Regions from separate parts of the Homo sapiens genome. Here regions 1 and 2 are each linked to region 3. Evidence: chromatin loops called from intact Hi-C (ENCODE). Cell type or tissue: dorsolateral prefrontal cortex. All regions are shown on one strand.

What was found. Peaks named below come from ENCODE experiments on the same cell type or tissue, not always from the same donor. Only the 100,000 strongest peaks of a DNase experiment are listed, where the experiment ranks them.
Region 1: a loop joins it to region 3, with 6 times the contacts of the local background. A loop is called at or near these places in 19 of 110 quality-filtered maps.
Region 2: it touches region 3 in a loop (15-fold over the local background); 84 of 110 quality-filtered maps call a loop at or near these places.

What each region holds. Positions count from the first base shown.
Region 1 is chr4:17,932,094-17,937,093 of GRCh38, forward strand. The region is part of intron 4 of LCORL (ligand dependent nuclear receptor corepressor like); the gene reads right to left. Among named protein-coding and RNA genes, the nearest start is that of LCORL, 87 kb to the right of the region's middle. In dorsolateral prefrontal cortex, a CTCF peak has its summit at 2,405 (motif pointing right); no DNase peak of the experiment used is centred here.
Region 2 is chr4:17,814,669-17,819,668 of GRCh38, forward strand. NCAPG (non-SMC condensin I complex subunit G) reads left to right here. Exons shown (of 21, transcript NM_022346.5): 4 at 185-330; 5 at 606-690; 6 at 2,593-2,785; 7 at 3,271-3,420. Among named protein-coding and RNA genes, the nearest start is that of NCAPG, 6.2 kb to the left of the region's middle. In dorsolateral prefrontal cortex, CTCF peaks have their summits at 2,574 and 2,779; no DNase peak of the experiment used is centred here.
Region 3 is chr4:18,591,779-18,596,778 of GRCh38, forward strand. The region is part of intron 1 of LOC105374510 (a long non-coding RNA gene); the gene reads left to right. Among named protein-coding and RNA genes, the nearest start is that of LCORL, 570 kb to the left of the region's middle. In dorsolateral prefrontal cortex, a CTCF peak has its summit at 1,938 (motif pointing left); a DNase peak (open chromatin) is centred at 1,933; H3K4me3 peaks cover 758 bases; H3K27ac peaks cover 301 bases.

The DNA of each region.
Region 1 (5,000 bases), 660 kb before region 3:
TTTATTGTTTTCAATTTGCCGTCCATACTTTTTCTCACTCCTTTTAGTCTTTTAAAATCATTTTATTTTAGGCATGTCTTGTCAATATATACACCTCAAACCTGAGTCTTGCTTCATGAACCATTCTGGACATCTGTTTAACAGGGGAGTTCAATGTTTTCACATGTCCTACAATGACTCATATATTAGTGTCAGCTTACAGATTTAAGTTTTATTTTTCTCTCTTCCTGTGGTCCATTTTCTTTGCTTTGTAAAATTTTTCAGTATTTAAGAGAGTTTGTCTGTTTGTTAATTACCAGTTTTACCTACTACTTCTTATGATGCCATTAGTCCCCCTTTCCCTTAGTTAGGCTGTTTGGTATTCAGGCTTCAAATGATATCTTTGATTCCTAAATAATACATAAGTGACACTCAGTGAATTTTTCCTACTTCATTTCCCACTCTTCCCAACCTTCACTCTGCTTTAGCCTTAAATAAAATATGGCCAATGCTCACAATCACTCCTTTTGCCATTTATTCATTGCAAGAAATGTGCCATAGAGTACGAGGCTGAGCAAGCAGGGGGACATACGTGGCCCATCATCACTTTTTGTAGATAAAGTTTTATTGAAACACACCCATACTAATTCATTAATGTACTGTCTATGGATATTTTTGTTATAATGGCAAATATGGTGAATTGCAACAGAGACCATATTGCCTGCAAAATCTCCAATATTTATTCTCTGGGTCCTTCACAGAAAATGTTTGCTGACTACAGCTCCAGTAGATTATTCTAGCAGTGCTTTAAATACAGTATTTCTTGAGTTCTTACACATTTAATTATGTTTTGACCATCTTCATACATGAAATAGAACTTGACTGAACACAAAAGTTTCACTTATTCTTTAACTTCTTTGAAAATGTTGCTCTGGGGCTGTCTTTCTTTAAATGTTCTTGTTGAGAATTTTGATTTACCTGATTTTTATCTTTGTGACTTAGTATTTTTGTCTTGAGGTCCATTGGGTTTTTCCTTTTTTAAAATTATCATACTTTTACCAGGATGTCTCAAAATTTGTTATTCTGTGTCAATAATCCCAGGTATGTAGTGAGCTATGTAGTTTCAAATATATTTCTGGAAAGCTATGTAGTTTCAAATATATTTCTGGAAAGTTTTCTCAAATTATAGTTTCAACATGTTCCACTATTTTGTTTTCTTCTTTGGGTCTCCAATTACACCTGTGTTGGACTTTTTGTTGTTGTTCAAGCACTGTTCTAGCAACAACTTTTTTCTCTACCTTTTTACCATTTTATTTCATTTTCATTCTCTTAGCCATTTTCATAGCTTTCTCCAAAGACTCTATATTTTCAGTCAAATCTATTCTCCTTTGAAATTAAGTCTTTATTTCTAAGCAGATTTTTTTCTAAAATTGTATTCCTAAGTTTAGTCAATTCTCCATTCCCATTTTCCTTTTTATCTATTTCTTTTTGAATGCCTGGATTTTGTGTAAGGTGTTTTATCATATCTGCCAATGCTTCTTTTAACAATATATAATTCACTTTGAGGTGTTATGATGTACTATTCTTCTGTTTTTCTGCTTGTTTTGTTTTTAGAGAGAATTTCATATGTCCTATACTCTATTCATTTTGAATTACTTTATATTCCCAAACCAGCAATTACTGTCATATGTAAAAACTGTTGTATACAGAGATAATCTGGATGAAAAGAACCCTTATGCTGGTATGGTATAGTTTATTTAATTAGTGGTGCATTTGAATGGTAGAATGGAATGAAGAGTTGATATGTTTTCAGTTTTGTGATTCTCTTTTGTTTCTACAGGACCCTTAATTTCTTCCTTCTACTTATTAACAAGATTCTAAGTAACAGTCCTTTTAGCTCACCCTTCTCTTCATTAGAAATGGTACCTTGCCAAGACTGCTACCTCTGGTCCTATGATTTTAAGACTCTTCCTTTTTATTTCCTAGTATCAAGTACTCAGACTTCAGGGATTTTTCACAGATTACAGGGATTTTTAGGGAAGTGATATATTATGCATGATACTGTAATGAAGGATACATGACTGTGTATTTGGCAAATCCACAAAACTGTACAACATACACAAACTGATTCTGATGTAAACTATGAACTTCAGTTAATAATAATGTATCAGCATTTGTTCATCAAATGTAACAAATGAAATACACCAATGAAAGGTGTTCTTGGTGAAACTGAGGGTATGGGGGAAAAGTGATTATATGGGAATTCTGTACTTCCTGTTTAGTTCTTTTATAAACCTAGATCTGTTCTAGTAATTGAAAATTAAAACAAAACAAAAAATTGAATTAAGTGAAAATCTATTATTTGATTTCATGTTTTTTCCTTTAAAAAGCATTCAGTAGATGGCACCAGAGATCTTTTAGAATAAGGAATCACTAGATGCACTGTATAATTCATAAAGCTTAGTTCTGATGTTGATACATGCTTTAGAGATGCTATTTATTCCTTAATGAATAATGTAATTGATGCTCTGAGAAAGGTGTGTTGAAGACAAATTTAGCTGCAAGTTTTATCATTCAGTAAGTAAATAATCATGGAAATGCAGGAATGCAGATCTGCAGAATTATGGAGCAACAGTAATTCTACATTATGGGTAAATTTTTAAATTCCAATTCACATTTTGACAACTACAGAGCACCTTCATCTGGCACTTCTTTACTACTAGTGAGCAAGTATCTCATTAGTAAAACTGTTTTTCTTCATAGACTAAAAGCATTCACGAAACATGGTATCAAGGTATTTTAAAATATATTTTATCCTCAGGCTAGAACAGAATAAAGTATTAAGTCTTTCTAAAAAACGGAGGGTGAAAACCAATCAGTTACCCACTATGTAACTAACTGCCCACTCACTGGCATTCAAACTGACATACTCAATATGTAGTTTCATAGAGAACAAATGAAACAGTTCTGACTAAAAAAAAGTGATATTATACAGATGCCTGGTTATTACATACTTTGCCCATTAATGAAGTCTCAGTATTATATAGGGCCGCTTTGGTAGGTACAGAAGAAGAAAGAAGGAATCAAAGTAACATCTGGAGAGAAGACTAAAATGTGTTCTTGTTCTTCCAGATTTAGAATCCAATTTTCAGAAAACTATCAATGATAGCAGTGCTGAAATAATACAAATCAAATATATTAACCATTACTTGCCATTATAGTCTTTTGTAGCTTAGAAAATAACTACTACTTAACATATATTTCCATGAAAAAAAATACTACTCATGAGTTCCAAATGAATTAATCAGTAACATGGTTTAGATGTTCTGTCCCCTCCAAATCTCATGTTGAAATGTGACCTTCAATGTTGGAGATGGGTCTAGTGGGAGATGTTTGGGTCATGGGGCCAGATCCCTCAAAGATGGCTTGGTGCTATCCTCAGTAATAAGTGAATTCTCACTCTCTGGGTTCATGTGAGATTTGGTTGTTTTAAACAGCCTTGCAGCTTCCCTTTCCCTCCCTCCCTCTTCCTTTCTCTCTTGTTCTTCCTCTCTCACCATGTGATACACTGGCTCCTCCTCCACCTTCTGCCATTACTATAAGCTCCCGGAGGCCCTCACCAGAAGCAGATGCTGGCACCACACTTCTTGTGAAGCCTGCAGAACCGTGAGTCAAAATAAACCTCTTTATAAATCACCCAGTCTTAGTTATTCCTTTATGGCAATGCAAACAGACTGACACAATCAATAAATTTTTAGAGCATAATTTAACTACAGTTGAAAAATAACAAAAATATGGAATGAAATTAAGTGTAGGTACACAGTAATTGAAAAGCAATTTTGGAATTAAATCCTCTGAAAGTATATTACACATTACTGGGTAATAAAAAACCATGACCACTTAAAGAACTCTGAATTCTCCAGAAATAAATAAGAGTACTAAACTTACAAGAGTAAACTATTCACCTATACCTTTGGAAATACACATTAGAAAACATATAGCTAATGATTTCCAATCTTGTATAATGTAATTCCCTACTTTTAATTCAAAGACATTTTCAATAAGACACAAGTAGCTTGGTGTGGCAATTTTTATAAAGAGTAATATCAATTTGATCCAAATATAAAAGAAATTTGTTTGACCTACAGTCTTAGTGCAGATAATTATATGACTTCTTAAGGCTTTTTGAAATGTTAAAAATAGCTCCTAAACTTTTATCCACTTTTCAGGACCACTAGAATTTTGGAACTACCAGATTTTAGATAAAATCTAATCCAGTCTCATAATGAAAAAAAAAAAAAAAAAGAAACAAAAATCCAGAAAGATCAAATCAGTGATAGTGGCATAGTGGCATAGTGGCAGGGCGTAGAACACTGGTTTTCCCATCTTCCAGATCAGTATTTTTTTTCCACCAGATCATGTGGTCTCACCAACAAAAACAATAAAATGTGTATCACTTCTTATTCAAATCTATTTAGTTCTTGAGTTCACATAGTTTGAAGAAAAAGTTCAGATAGCAATGGATATTGCAGAATCTGAATCTGTTTGGTTCTTGAATTTTCAATAGCAAGGAATTTATTTGAAAATTTATGTGAACTTATTTAATTCCTGAGTTTAGATATTTTATGAGAGGTTAACGGAGAATATTTTGATGCATCACTTTCCTTTTCATGTATGTGTTTCTAATTCTATCCTTCCCTCCCCTTCCTATTTTTTGCAGTAGGGGTGGCACAATAACTTAGTTTAATTAGAAAAGATCATTTCAGTTTCCCCCAACTCCAAATGTCTCTTCACACAGAATATTGCAGGAAGTTCCTAATCACCACCAGCAGTAACATGTACAATAAAGTTGAACAAATATGTAAGTCAATATGCTCAATAGTCATGGGTCATTTTTTATTATCCTGCAATAGTTTCATAATGCATTACATACATTTTATAATCTATGTAATTTACATATAGGGCTAAAAAATTTATAAAATCACATATATGAGATACCCCCATAATCCTTCTGAACAATT
Region 2 (5,000 bases), 780 kb before region 3:
CTCTTGGCTTCAAGCTCTCCACCTACCTTGGCCTCCCAAAGTGCTGGTTATAGGCAGTAGCCATCATGCCCAGCCTATCTTTATCACATTAAAGGCATTTTAAAATATCAAAATGTGTGTTATTTTATGACTGTAGTTAAATAAATAATTTCATCAGTACTAAAATGTATTGCTTTATTTTTAGCATATGCTACTTTGATTGAAAATGATTCAAATCCAGAAGTTAGACGGGCAGTGTTATCATGTATTGCACCATCAGCAAAGACTTTGCCAAAAATTGTAGGGCGCACCAAGGATGTGAAAGAGGCTGTCAGAAAGCTGGCTTATCAGGTAAATAAGTTCAATGTCTTGTGTTGGCATATTCTTAAAGGACAAGGAGCCATTTTCTTAAAGTGCCTTTGAAAAATACTTGGCATGTAATAATTTCTTCAGTTGAGGTTTTATGGAGAACACAGGTAATTTAGGTAGAATCTTACTGTATTAAGTATGTTACCAGGTATTAATTTCTTTTGGAGATTCTGGGTAATTTTCTAAGATGGTGATATTCTTATGAAATCTATAAATTGTGTTGAGGTTAATGACCATCTTTATAAATTATTTTTAAGGTTTTAGCTGAAAAGGTTCATATGAGAGCTATGTCCATTGCTCAGAGAGTAATGCTCCTTCAACAAGGTCTTAATGACAGATCAGGTAAGATAAACAACTTTATATATACAAAACTTTAGTAGATTTTGAGGTCAGACTTAACAAGGTTTAAGAAACGAGTGTCAAATCAGGTCAAGTAAGCCTGCCAGTCCCATGAACCTGGTGAAATTTATCTTGATGTATTATATAGAAAACACAGGGCTAAAGATTTTGATATATATATATTTTTGAGACAGAGTCTCACTCTATCACCCAGACTGGAGTGCTGTGGTGCAATCTTGGCTCACTGCAACCTCTGCCTTCTAGTTTCAAGCGATTCTCCTGCCTCAGCCTCCTGAGCAGCTGGGATTACAGGTGAACATCACCATGTCTGGTTAATTTTTATATTTTTATAGAGACGGGGTTTCACCATGTTGGCCAGACTGGTCTCGAACTCCTGACCTCAAGTGATGCACCTACTTCAGCCTCCCAAAGTGTTGGGATTACAGGTGTGAGCCACCGCGTCTGGCCAAGATCTTGGTATTTTGAAGGAGCAGAGCTTATTTCTTTCACCCTTTCTGTATTTTACAGATGGAGAAACAATACTTAAGTCTGTAGAGCTAATTCATGTCAGAAGTAGGAAAAGATCTATTTGCCCTCTCTCTCTGACTTAAAAAAAAAATGCTGTTCCTTATGTGTATACTTTGGTATGAATGTGTTCTGTGTATCAGAAACAACAAATAGGAATGGTCAGACCAGTATAATTTTCTTATTTTTTTTTTTTTCTGTTAGAGTAGAGTTCCCCAACATTTTTGACACCAAGGATCGATTTCATGGAAGACAGTTTTTCCACAGAGGGCGGGCTGGATGGTTTCCAGATGAAACTGTTCCACCTCAGATCATCAGGCATTACTTAGATTCTCATAAGGAGCGTGCAACCTGGATACCTCATGTGCGCAGTTCACAATAGAGTTCCTGCGCCTGAGAGAATCTAATGCATCTGCTGATCTGACAGTAGGAAGAGCTCAGGTGGTAATGCTCGTTAGACCACGGCTTACCTCCTCCTGTGCGGCCCGGTTCCTAACAGGCCACAGACTGGTACTAGTCCGTGGCCCAGGGGTTGGGGAGCCTGAGAGAATCTGCTTATAGGAATGATATTTTTTGAAGTTTTTAACTCTCATGAGAAGGCCAAGATGGCTCTATTGCGCTGTAGTGAGAAAACCGACTTGCGTTTGAAAACATTGTCAGAGGACTAATTAGTAGGATGACCTTAAAAGCTAAGACTAAGGTTTGTTCAGTGACGTGTGCTTGTATAGTTCACTACTGCAAATAGCAATCGTGTAATAGATAAAATCAGATAACAAGTGAGATAATAGCTATTACATATTCTGGGCTAACACCTGAAGCCCATTGAACCCAGGGGAGAAGGAATGTAAAGATATTTTTGTAGGCTGTGGTATTTGGTGCTGAACCTTTTCCATTTTTATTTGTAAGTGACCATTACAGTGACTTTTGCAGTATCATGGTACTTCTTTTTTTTTACCTTTAATATGCTTAGTTGGCTGGGCGCTATGGCTCACACCTGTAATCTCAGCACTTTTGGAGGCCGAGGCAGGCGGATCACGAGGTCAAGAGATTGAGACCATCCTGGCCAACATGGTGAAACAAAAATTAGCTGGGCGTGGTGGCGCATGCCTGTAGTCCCAGCTACTCGGGAGGCTGAGGCAGGAGAATCGCTTGAATCTGGTAGGTGGAGGTTGCAGTGAACCAAGATCGTGCCACTGCACTCCAGCCTGGTGACAGAGCGAGACTCTGTCTCAAAAAATATATATATACATGCTTAGTTGTGCCTCTTAACCTCTACTATTTCTATTGTAAATACTGACTTTGTTAATTAAAACAGACAAAATACAAGAGATGGAAGCTAGAGGGAGCCTTTGTTCACCTATGTTTCAAATGACTCAATAGATGCTGTGAAACAAGCTATGCAGAAGCATCTTCTTCAAGGCTGGTTACGGTTCTCTGAAGGAAATATCTTAGAGTTGCTCCATCGGTTGGATGTAGAAAATTCTTCTGAAGTGGCAGTCTCTGTTCTCAATGCCTTGTTTTCAATAACTCCTCTCAGTGAACTGGTGGGACTCTGTAAAAACAATGATGGCAGGTACATAAAGGATTCATTCTTTGAAATGTAGTACTGATTAACTTGTGCAATTAATTTGTTTTTTTTCCTCCCCATAGCTTAAGATTATATTAATACCTTTAATCTTAACTCTCTTTTGTTTTCTTTTAGTCTGATGAATATCCTTTTATCCTTCCTTTTTCCCCTCCTGGTGTAAGAACTCATAACTTTATCATAGACTATCTACTTTAGCTATGCTTTTCCCCCCTTCAGTTTCTTACTTTGATTTTTGAATTAGCCTACCATGAGAAAATCCAGCAACATGCACCCCTAGTATATGTTTGCTTATTTGGTTCTTTTTTGTTCTAAGTTTCTTCATTCCTTTTTGTGTGGATACATTAATGACTCTAATTAAAAGGATAGTGTAGTGGTTTTAAAGCAAATCTTATTATTCTCATTTTTGTACTCTTCAATTCTTAATGATAAAAAGATCATGCTTTCTCTCACACTCTTTCTTTTAAATGAAGGAAATTGATTCCAGTGGAAACATTAACTCCTGAAATTGCTTTGTATTGGTGTGCCCTTTGTGAATATTTGAAATCAAAAGGAGATGAAGGTGAAGAATTTTTAGAGCAGATTTTGCCAGAGCCTGTAGTATATGCAGACTATTTATTGAGGTAAATTTTTTTTCTTTTAGTTTGGAGAGTGATTGTGTTGCTGCATGTGTCAATCTCCCAGTCCCCTTCCTCAAAGTCATGTTTGATTGTGAATATGTTAAAAATCCTTTTTTTGTACATGTAGGGATAGTTATATACATCGAGTCTTTTTGAATATCTTGTGCTGGTCTGTATACTGAAAGAGCAAGTCACTATGTTTAGGATCATTTCTTCAAAACTGTTAAGATATGATTATGACCATTTCTGCATAAAGTTGATGATGATGATATATTATTTCTGAAATTGGTTGGCACATTTTCTGTTAAGTGTCAGATAATAAATATCTTAGGGTCCTGTGGGCCATACCGTCTGTCACAATGACTCAACTCTGCCATGGTATTGTAAAAGCAGCCAAAGACAATGTAAGTAACTGTTTTTCAATAAAACTTTTATTGACTTTTATGGCCACTAAATAGTTGAACTTTAATATTCATGTGTTAACAAAATAAGAAATTTTAAAAAATGATCAGTTAAAAATTTAAAATAGTCTTAGCTTGCAAGCTATATAACAGGTAATAGGCTGGATTTGATGCACGGAACATTGTTTTCCAATTCACAGCGTGGATCTTTGTGGCCAGTTTTATTTATTAAAAACTTACTATCTAGCTTCATGTTTTAAAGTTTTTTCAAAATATGCCTTTTTAAAAAACAATTTGGATTACCATAATTATACCTCTTAAGAAATTATTTGGATTACTTTATTTCACTTTAAAATTATACAAGAAAAACATGAATGCATTCTTGTCAAAATTCAAATACAGAGGTATAAGGAATAAAAATGTGGAATTCCCTCTTTTATTTCCTACTTCCTCAATCCCATTGATTAGCAACTAAGTGTATATTCTAGCAACCCTTAGAATTAGCAACTAAACAATATAGGGTGTATATTCAAACCTCTTTCTCTGCATTTATATACATTTTTTGAGTACAGGTTTCTTTAAAAATATAACACTGTGTATATACTTTTTTTTTCAACTGATAACTGAGATCATTATATATTGGTGCATATATAATGTAATAGATACTGTTACAGTCTTAACAGCATATCATTCCGTAGTATGGTGGTAACATTTAATTTATTCCTCTGTTGATGGACATTTAGGATGTTTCCATTTTTCACTGATAAAAGCAAAAGTATGTTAAATTTCCTTTACATTTTTGGGTACCTTTGGGATTTTTGGGGGTTAATTCCAAGAAATAAGTTGCTACACCAAAGGATAATATATGTATATTTTGATAGATATTGGTATGTAGGTTTTTAACTTCAACTTTATGGTTTATTTTTTTTTTTTTGAGACGGAGTCTTGCTCTGTCGCCAGGCTGGAGTGCAATAGTGCAATCTCGGCTCACTGCATCCTCCGCCTCCCGGGTTCAAGCGATTCTCTTGCCTCAGCCTCCTGAGTAGCTGGGACTACAGGCACGCGCCTCCATGCCCAGCTAATTTTTGTATTTTTAGTAGAGATGGGGTTTCACCATGTTGGCCAGGATGGTCTCAATCTCTTGACCTCGTGATCTGCCTGCCTTGGCCTCCCAAAGTGCTG
Region 3 (5,000 bases):
CTGTGATTAGTTGACAACTGAGGAAAGGACCCAGGCCTGGTTCACAATGGACTGGCATGATGTTGGTGCTAGCTGAAAATGCACTATTGTTCTATTATAGCACCATTAAAGGACAATGATGAAATAGAATACTTTGGCTGGGCAGAGTTTTAAACACCTGGTCATGAGCTTGGTGTGGTGGGAGATGTTGCCTGCTAAGATGCAGGCATATGCACACATACACACACCCGTGCACACACTTCTGGGCAGTGGCAAATGGTTTGGGTGGAATAATGAAAGGATCACGAATGGAAAATCAGGGACAAGTTGCTAGTGGAAACAAGTGTGTAGATGAACCTATGACCATGAGCCTAGAGCATGTGGATCATTTATCTTAGGTAAATGCCTGCCAGAGAGCACCTCCTGTGAAGGAGGATTTGAACACCCAGGGGAAAGATGATTTCCCTTCTAATCTCAGCTGGGCTCTGTCCCTGGCCCCCTAAGTGCTCCTTGCTGCAGCCTTAAGGTGATCGGCAGTGCGGTTATGTGATAGTTTTCAAAACCATAAAAACAGTATTTCTTTTTATTGTATTAGTTTCTTTCTGGTCCAACCACTCTTTAACCATATTTAGTCTGTTGGTGTGGTGCTATGATGTCATTTTTAAATTAAAAGAAAACTAACCATACATTTTCTTAGTTAAGATCATACAGAGAGGAAATAAACCGTTAGGATCTGTCAAATTAATTACAATACATCCTTGCTATGGAATCTATGTTAAAAAGAGAGAGAGAGAGAAGAAAAAACGGGCTAGGTGCAGTGGTTCATGCCTGTAATCCCAGCACTTTCGGAAGCCAAGGTGGGTGGATTGCCACAGCTCAGGAGTTTGAGACTAGCCTGGGCAACATTGTGAAGCCCTGTCTCTACTAAAAATACAAAAAATTAGCGGGGTATGGTGGCACACACTTGAAATCCCAGCTGTCTGAGAGTCTGAGGCATGAGAATTTGCTTGAGCTCCTTGAGCCTGGAAGGCAGAGGTTGCAGTGAGCCGAGATCATGCCGCCGCACTGCAGCCTGGGCGATAGAATGAGACTCAGTCAAAAAAAAAAAAAAAAAAAAAAGCCTGCATGATTTTTTGTTTCTTTCTTGAAACTTCTCTACTTAAAAATTTAAAAATACATTTGAATAATAAAAAAATAATTTTTAATGGGAGAGAAATTATTTTGAATGTAAAATGAGTGTGATGGGGAGGAAAATTGTGGGTTTATGCATTAGATTGTTCAGATTCTGTGTATTTACTGTCTTTGGGAGCTGAAGTTAGTTTATTTTTTTTTTTACTTTACTTTCTTCCTGTGTAAAATGAAAATAATGACACCTATTATACACAATTACTTTAAGATTAAATGAGATAGTCCCTTTGGTGCACCTGATATATATAATCAAGATGAAATATTTTGAATGCATAGATTGGCAAGCAGGCTGCACTGTGGATTTATTGCTAGACAAATACAACTTGTGTCAATTTGAAGAAGTCACCAATAAAAATGAAAAATGCCAAACCAAATATTTCTTTGCTCCTTGTTGGAAAGTCACATAAAGAGACAAGATAATAAAACTTAAACTCAGGGACACGTTTTAAGTCCATGATTTGCCTGAAATTGTAGTTGTTAGTTGTGTTTTGCTTTCCTTCTTGTATGAAAGCACCTTTCTCTAAGTCCCTAGTGATATTTGTGCCAAACAAAATAATTGGCTCATTAGGCTGCTGTAGTATTGCCTCTCACTCGGCACCCATATCCTTCTAGTAAGCTGGAAAGAAGAAACAGAGCTCTCTATTCAGAGACCACACAGCTTGCTATCTTTTTTTGCACATCTCGAAGTCAAAGAGGACACAAAAGGATGTTTTTCTGAGCCAATTGGCAGCGCACTCTTATTCTGAACTGCTGGGGCTGGAAGTCTTTCAATGCATGGTAATACTGCCACCATGTGGTCAAACTGAGAAAACCTCGCCCAAATCCTTCAGTCGAAGAGGATTTTCCTTAACATTAATGGGACAGAAGCATTGCGCTTCTTCGACTGGGATTGTTTCACGATAGTCACAAACTATCGTGATTGTTTAGGTAAACGGTTGTCTCACATAAAGGGGCTGAGTGTACTTGATTGGGTGCTAACTGCTAATCCTCCCATTAGCGTGACTGTAACTTTAAATCATTGGTACTTTGAAGTTTCTGTTCTAGGAAATAAGGATGAGAATCTCCATGCTTCCCTATTTCATAAGGTAAGGGAGATACAGTAATATATGCATCGCAACTCTAGATGTAATGGTGTCATAAAATTTCGGGGAGAAAAGTGGGATTTGCTAACCAAAGTGCTGCTATTTGAATGCTGCCACTTTTTAGGGGTATGATCTGAAACAAGTTTTTTCATTTCCTTGGTCCATAGTTTATTGTTCTGAAGAAATGCTGTGAATATTACCTTTTTTTTTTTCTTTTGAGATGGAGTCTCGCTCTGTCGCCAAGCAGGAGTGCAGTGGTGCGATCTCGGCTCCCTGCAACCTCCACCTCCTGGGTTCAAGCCATTCTCCTGCCTCAGCCTCCCGAACAGCTGGGACTACAGGCACACGCCACCACGCCCAGCTAATTTTTGTATTTTTAGTAGAGACGGGGTTTCACCATGTTGGCCAGGATGGTCTCGATCTCTTGACCTTGTGATCCGCCCACCTCGGCCTCCCAACCATTTTTAACTAAGATATTATGTTGATTGTTTGCTGAAAAATTGCTTTTTTAAAATGTAAAATGCTACACCAATATTAGTTTGCATGATTATTATTTGAATACAGACTTAAGAATCTTTATGGCGAAAATTATGCTTGGCTGAATTAGAAGATCTGTGTCCTGGTTCCCACTTGCTCACTAGTATTTTAGGTAAAATTGGACAAGTCAGATATGAAGACATCCATTATTCCCTCTCTCATATATGGATAATGAGCTCATATTTTGTGTATCCTATGGTGAATGTTATTGACATGAACCTTTTGGGGAGATATTTTGAAGACTCTATGCGTGTCAAGCATGTTACATGTTTAGATCTTATTCTTATTTCATTCCAATAACAAGTAATTCTTTCCTCCTATTAACTGGTAATAGGGTCATTCATGGATCACAGATTTGCTTCAAAGTAAATAAATAATCCCTATAAATTCATGCCTCATTTATTATAAATTATAATGCAACCAGGAGCTAGAATCACCCATACCCCTAAAGCATACACAATTGAATATCTTCAGCTGGAGAATACAGTGTTAGCTTCTTTGTGGCAGGTGGCAATTTAAATAGATGCTCTACCTGCTGATCCTGTTGATTTTATGTGCCCTATTAAAATGCATTTTCTGAATGACTTAGTTTAACATAGCGAATAATTTACAAGAAAAATTTTCCATCTCTCTCCCCAATGTTTGAAATAAGAGCATGTTCTGCTTTTTCCCATAGCCCATTTCTCCATTAAAAGAATGTTCCACATCAGAAATATAATTCCTCTCACACTGGCATTTACAGAGGTCTCATTACATTGAACAGAACATTCTTGAGTATGGCTTGATGAACAGCTGATCCACCTCCATACACCTCACACACAGATCTTGCCAGGTGGAGAAGCAGCACAGGAAAGGGAAAACCTGTGTCCTCCTGGGTACCAGAGAACAGCTTGGCTTTAAGCTTATGGAAAAATGGAGAATACTCTCTCTCACACACACACACACATACACACACACACACACACACACACACACACACACAATATTTCTGGGAGAATATACAAAGACTTAAGAGAGATTAGCTATGAAGAATGAAGATAGGAATGAATAGTTTGGGGAGGATTGGGGAAACCTTGATTTACATTTTTCAGTGTTAATGGTGTTTTTCTTACTATAAATGCGTGAATACATATCACTTCTATGCAAAAAATGATACTCTTTAGGTATTTAAAAGAATGATATCTGCATAGGCCATGTAAGCATTCCAAGATATTTTCAATAAAAAAGGAAGTTACAGAATATGTATAGTCATATATATGTGTACATATACACATATATAATGTATGCCTATGTATACATATATCACTATATATCTAACTTCCTTTCTATTATTTATATATAATGTATGTATATATTTAGAAAGCTTTTTGTTGTTGTTGTTGAGATGGAGTCTCACTCTGTCACCAGGCTGGAATGCAGTGGCGTGATCTCGGCTTGCTGCAACCTCTGCTTCCCGGGTTCAAGCGATTCTCCTGTCTCAGCCTACCAAATAGCTGGGACTACAGGTGCGCGCCACCACACCCAGCTAATTTTTGTATTTTTAGTAGATACGGGGTTTCACCATGTTGCCCAGGATGGTCTGGATCTTCTGACATCATGATCCGCCTGCCTCAGCCTCCTAAAGTGCTGGGGTTACAGGTGTGACCCACCGCACCTGGCCAACTTTTTTATTATTTATACAGACAATGTGGTGTGTGTGTGTGTGTGTGTGTGTGTATATATATATATATATATACATATATATATACACACACATATATATATAGACAATATGTGTGTATGTATGTATATACTTAGAAAACTTATGAACGTCTACATAGCCATATAGTTAAAAATTATTATAAGTGAAAAGATTGAAAGGGCTCCAGTGAAGAAAACATGAACTTTAAAACTGTTCTTGCATATTCTGAGTTTTTGATTGAATTTGTATACTAAAAACGCATTTGTGTATTACTTATGTTGTTCAAAAAGTATATATTTTTAGGGATCAGTCAGATTAGGTGGCTGTTTTGTGGCGGATGAAATATACCCACTTGCCCTGGGCTGTTTCCTGCAGTCTCTGCCCAGGATTTCTAGTCTCTATGCTGAGCCTGTCTGTAAGGTGTTTTCTACCCAGCCCGGACTGGATGATGGTCCTTCACTCTAGTCCCGTAATATTCCACTCCCACTTCTACCTGAGAATTAACTACACTGCATTTTACCTGCTTCTTAATT